Linked DNA regions of Homo sapiens: region 1 is linked to region 2. A link is an interaction called in ENCODE POLR2A ChIA-PET data of the cell type or tissue named here. Cell type or tissue: OCI-LY7. All regions are shown on one strand. Each heading gives the region's core, and the rest is flanking DNA. Links, peaks and the distances in the headings are about the cores only. Region 1 overlaps ELN (elastin). Region 2 has its middle 12 kb from the start of RFC2.

What was found. ChIA-PET counts read pairs that join two places held together with the same protein. Peaks named below come from ENCODE experiments on the same cell type or tissue, not always from the same donor. Only the 100,000 strongest peaks of a DNase experiment are listed, where the experiment ranks them.
Region 1: POLR2A ChIA-PET joins it to region 2 with 5 read pairs; 2 of 35 experiments call an interaction of 5 or more read pairs at or near these places.

What each region holds. Positions count from the first base shown.
Region 1 is chr7:74,041,465-74,044,367 of GRCh38, reverse strand. ELN (elastin) reads right to left here. Exons shown (of 33, transcript NM_000501.4): 6 at 1,662-1,754; 7 at 1,334-1,384; 8 at 1,200-1,250; 9 at 448-489. Among named protein-coding and RNA genes, the nearest start is that of ELN, 15 kb to the right of the region's middle. In OCI-LY7, for the core only: no CTCF peak of the experiment used is centred there; no DNase peak of the experiment used is centred there.
Region 2 is chr7:74,265,204-74,268,106 of GRCh38, reverse strand. No RefSeq gene overlaps it. Among named protein-coding and RNA genes, the nearest start is that of RFC2, 12 kb to the right of the region's middle. RefSeq lists an enhancer at 1,773-1,822. In OCI-LY7, for the core only: no CTCF peak of the experiment used is centred there; a DNase peak (open chromatin) is centred at 1,346; H3K27ac peaks cover 789 bases.

The DNA of each region.
Region 1 (2,903 bases), core at 312-2,811, 220 kb after region 2:
AGTTTGGGGAAATGGCTCAGGTCAGGACCCAGGGCTTCTGGTGGCCTCTGCTTTTCGGGGAGGCGAGGGGGGTACTAGGGAGGCTGAGGGGGCTGCTTTTCTTTTCCTTTTTCTTTTTCTTTGTTTTGAGACAGGGTCTTGCTCTGTCACCCAGGCTGCTGTGCAGTGGCACCATCGTAGCTCACTGCAGCCTGGACCTTCTGGGCTCAAGCAATCCTCCCACCTCAGCCTCCCGAGTAGCTGGGACTACAGGTGCACACCACCATGCCTGGCTAAATTTTTTTGTAGAGACGAGGGCCTTACTATGATGCCCAGGCTGGTCTCAAACTCCTGGCCTCAAGCCATCCTCCTGCCTCAGTCTCCCAAAGCAATGGGATTATAGGCATGAGCCACTGCGTCCTGGCTGCTTTCTTCCTATAGAGTCCCTGTTTCCCTCCTTGCTCTCACCTGGGAGCACGCCACCTGGGTATACACCTGGCAGCCCCACACCTGTGGCCAAAAGAAAGCAAAGTTACTAGCAGCAGCTCAGCCTCCAGGGACCCCTCCCCAGCCCTTCCCACCCAGGCAGCTCCAAGGCCCTCAAACCCACAGCCTCTGTGCCCGACAGGGGCAGCCAGGGACAGACGTGGGGTGGCCACAACCCTCCTCCCACGAGTTTCGGAAGTCATCTGCAAACTCTTCGGTGTGTGGATTTATCTCCGTCTCCTGGAGCCTGTTTACATGGCTGGGCCAGCCCACCTCTGGCTAACAGCTTCCAGATGTCCCTCCCTGCTGCGTAGACTCAGGCAGTCTTTTGTTTAACCTGAAGTCACTTCCTAAAGGGCTTGGTGGGGCAGAACGAGTACCAGATGGGGAGTCAGAGGACACGGGGCTCCCCCAGCTCTGCCGGGACTCGCTGCAGGCCCTTCCACACTGACTCGCCTCTTTGAGCCTCAGTTTCCCCATCTGTCGCCCGACAGCCTGCCACAGAGCCCGTCTCTTTCTACCCCAAGATCCCGGGAGAAGGGCCCGGGAAGTGGGCCAGGCCCCTCCTCCCCATTTCACAGACGCAGGCACCAGCCTGGCTAGTTTCTCTGCCCGACTGAAGCCAGGCCCTGCCCTTCCTCCCCAAGTGCAGTGGCATGGAGAGGGCTCTGTTCCTCCCTGCCCTCTGCCCCTCCCTGCCCTCTGTCCTCCAGCCCCAGGGATTCCGCACTGACCCGGCACTTTCCCAGGCTTCACTCCGGCTCCAGGCTGAGGAACCACCGCACCTGGCACAGAAGGGGCTGCATCAGAGTTGGCTCCACCCAGGCCTGCAACTTTGACCCAGGGAGTTCGGGGATAGCCATCGTACCTGCAGACACTCCTAAGCCACCAACTCCTGGGACACCACCAAGCCCAGCGCCTGCAGAGCCAGGACAGGTGAGGCATTGCGTAAGGAACAGTGGGGAGGCAGAAGGGCCCGGGGCTGCATGCTGAGGGCCCAGCATTGAGGTCTGGCCCCGTTACTAACTCACCTTCAGACTGGGCACAGCTAGCTGCCTCCCTGAGCCCCAGTAGATTGCAACTGACAATCCCACCCACCCGGCTCCCAAGCCTGAGTTGAGGGAAGGTTCTTTGCAAAGCGGAGGGCCCCACGGAAGCCAGAGGGCTTGTGGCATGTCCCAAAGAGCACCACTCACCAGCCTTAGCAGCTTTATAGGCTGCAGCAGCGTCAGCCACTCCACCAGGCACCAGAGCCCCCGGAAAGGTAACTGCGGGGAAGGCGCCGAGCCCTGCGGAGGGGAGGATGGGGTGAGGTCCTGAGCTACCACACCTATGAAGACTCCTACGCTCTGGCCCTGCCTGGCTGTGCCCCACTCAGGAAGCACATTGGAGGCTCTTCCGCTCTCTGCCAGACATCAATGCCTGCAGGACATCCATGTGAGCACTGCTCACCGGTAATGGATTTTTTTTTTTTTGACACAAGGTCTCACTCTGTCACCCAGGCTGGAGTGCAGTGGTGCGATCTTGGCTCACTGCAGCCTCAACCACCCAGGCTCAAGCAATCCTCCCGCCTCAGCCTTCCAAGTAGGTGGAACTACAGGTGCATGCCACTGTGCCCGGCAAATTTTTTTTTTTTTGTATTTTTTGTAGTGACAAGATTTTACCATGTTGCCCAGGCTGGTCTCGAACTCCTGGGCTCAAGCCATCTGCCCGTCTCAGCCTCCCAAAGTGCTAGGATTACAGGCGTGAGCCACCGCGCCTAAGTACCAGAACTAGATTGTGTGCCGAGGTTAATGTGTTAGACAGCTCTGACAAAACTGCATGGCTCTTTTTTTTTTTTTCCCTTTAGAGATGGGGTCTTGTGGCTGGGCACGGTGGCTTGAGCCTGTCATCCCAGCACTTTGGGAGGCCGAGGTGAGTGGATCACTTGAGGCCAGGAGTTCGAGACCAGCCTGGCCAACATGGTGAAACCCCGTCTCTACTAAGAATACAAAAATTAGCCGAGCGTGGTGGTGCACACTGGTAATTCCAGCTATTTGGGAGGCTGAGACACAAGAATCACTTGAACCGGGGAGGTGGAGGTTGTGGTGAGCTGAGATCAACTGCACCAGGTGCGGGGAGCTGAGACTGAGCCACTGCACTCCAGCCTGGGTGACAGAGTGGGACTCTGTCTCAACAACAACAAGAACAACAAAAGAGATGAGGTCTTTCTCTGTCGCCCAGGCTGGAGTGCAGTGACATGATCATAGCTCTCTGAAGCCTCAGCCTCCTGGGCTCAAGGGATCCTCTCACTTCAGCCTTCCTGAAAACTGCATGGATCTTTTGGGGTCAAATTTCCCCACCCACCTCCTCTAGAATGCCTTCCTGAACCCCTGCTGAGTTAAGCGACTCCCTTGGGCTTCCTTGGTCCATGGGGCTTCCTCCATGCAGCCTTCACT
Region 2 (2,903 bases), core at 293-2,792:
ACAGATAACCCATCAGGAAGAAGAAGAAAAAAACCCCGACCTGCTAAACAGCCTAAAAAGGGCATGCTGGGGCACTCAGGTTTCTGGTAGGAAAGTCCTCAATCCCCACTCACAGCCCGCTGACCCTGCATTTTTTTTTTTTTTTTTTTTTTAAAGATATGCTCTCATTCTGTTGCCCAGGCTCTGGAATGTAGTGGTGCAATTATGGCTTACTGCAGCCTTGACCTCCTGGGGTCAAGCAATCCTCCCACTTCAGCCTCCCAAGTCGCTGGGACCACAGGCACATGCTACCATGCTCAGCTAATTTTTGTTGTTGTTGTTAGAGATGGGGTCTTGTCATGTTGCCCAGGCTGGTCTTGAACTCCTGGGCTCCAACAATCCTCCTGCCTCAGCCTCCCAGGTAGCTGGGACTACAGGCACACACCACCACACCTAATTTTTTTTGTTTTAATACAGAGTCTCACTCTGTCACCAGACTAGAGCGCAGTGACATGATCTTGGCTCACTGCAACCTCTGCCTCCCAGGTTCAAGCAATTCTCGTGCCTCAGCCTGGCTAATTTTTGTATTTTAGTAGAAACGGGGTTTCGCCATGTTGGCCAGGCTGGTCTCAAACTCCTGACCTCAAGTGATCTGCCCACCTCAGCCTCCCAAAGTGCTGGGATTACGGGCATGAGCCACCACACCTGGCCTAATAATTTTTTTAAATTATTTTTTATAGAGACAGAGCCTTGCTATGTTGCCCAGGCTACTCTGGAACTCCTGGGCTCAAGTGGTCTTCCCACCTCAGCCTCCCAAAGAAACATTAAAAAAAAAAAAAAAAAAAACAGCCGGGCGTGGTGGTTCACCCCTGTAATCCCAGCACTTTAGGACGCCTAGGCAGGCAGATCACGCGGTCAGGAGTTCAAGACTAGCCTGGCCAACATGGTGAAACCCTGTCTCTACTAAAAATACAAAAAATTACCCCGGCCTGGTGGTGGTGTGCGCCTGTAATCCCAGCTACTCGGGAGGCTGAGGCAGGAGAATCGCTTGAACCCAGGAGGCGGAGGTTGCAGTGAGCCAAGATCGCACGCACCACTGCACTCCAGCCTGGGCAACAGAGCGAGACTCTGTCTTGAGGGAAACACACACACACACACACACACACAGACACACACACAGGATTCTATCAGGAGTCTATGCTGCTTTTTCTGGACTGTATTTTTTTAGGGGTCACAGAGACCTCTTTCCCTGTCAGTACAGGCAGACAGCCTTCATTTTTCAGTGACTGTATAGTATGAATGTACCATAATTTACCTATGCATTCTGACACTGATGGGCATTTATCTCATTTCCTTCCCCTCTTCCCCCATTCTAAGCTGCTGCAATGAACATCCTAGTACATATATATCTTTGTGCACATGTGTAAGCATTTATGTAAGACAAGTTTCTAAAAGCGGGCTTCTGGGTCAAAGAGTGTATACTTCTAAAGCATTGCTAGAAACTGACAAATTTAATGTACGATTTGTAGAGAAAAGAAAAATGGGCAGACAAGTCACAGAAGAGGAACTACAAAAGGTCGACACACATAGTAAAATGCTCTACAAGACAATGAAAATTGAAACAGGCTGGGCACGGTGGCTCACGCCTATAATCCAAGCACTTTGGGAGGCCGAGGCATGCGGATTGCTTGAGTCCAGGAGTTCAAGACCAGCCTGGGCAACATAGCAAGACCCTATCTCTACAAAAAATACAGGCATGGTGATGTGTGCCTGTGGACCTGGCTACTGGGGAGGCTGAGATGGGAGGATCCCCTGAGCCCAGGAGGTTGATGCTGAATTGAGCTGTGATTGCACCACTGCACTCCAGCAGGTGACAGAGTGAGACCCTGTCTCCAAAAAAAGCAAATTGAAATAGCACTCATATATATACACATGTAATATCTATTGCATGTAATACATTTATATATATACATGTAATATCTATTGCATGTAATATATTTATATGTATACATGTAATATGTATTACTGTGATATATTTACATGTATATATTTGCACAGGAGATTAGTAAACCAAAAAAAATGCATTCTTGGCTCTCATCCACCATTGGTGGAGGGATAAATGGGATAAAATGAACTGAGCTTGGTGCTCTCTAGTCCCCCACCCCTCATCAGATTTAGAAGGGGCCACAGGTGACCGGGCATGGTGGTTCATGCCTATAATCCCAGCACTGTGGGAGGCCAAGGCAGGCGGATCACTTGAGGTCAGGAGTTCGAGACCAGCCTGGCCAACATGGTGAAACCCCATTTCTACTAAAAATACAAAAATTAGGTGGTGTGCGGTGGCTCACGCCTGTAATCCCAGCACTTTGGGAGGCCGAGGCGGACAGATCACGAGGTCAGGAGATCGAGACCATCCTGGCCAACATGGGGAAACCCCGTCTCTACTAAAAGTACAAAAATTAGCTGGGCGTGGTGCCACGTGCCTGTAATCCCTACTCGGGAGGCTGAGGCAGGAGAATCACTTGAACCAGGGAGTCAAAGGTTGCAGTGAGCCGAGATCGCGCCATTGCACTCTAGCCTGGCGACAGAGCAAGACTCCGTCTCAAAAAAAAAAAAAAAATTAGCTGGGCATGGTGGCAGGCGCCTGTAATCCCAGCTACTCAGGAGGCTGTGGCAGGAAAATCGCTTGAACCCGGGAGGCAGTGGTTTCAGTGAGCCGATATTGGACCACTGCACCCCAGGCTGGGTAAGAGAGCGAGACTCTGTCTCAAAAAAAAAAAAAAAAAAAAGTGGTTGCAGGAAGGTCAGGGCTGATGTGCTCACTGAGGACAGGAAGGAGGGAATGCTTAGATGAGTAAACAGACTAAAATTAGAAGTAAAGAATCCAAACAGCCTATGACCTAGGCCGTATAGTGTGGGGGGAG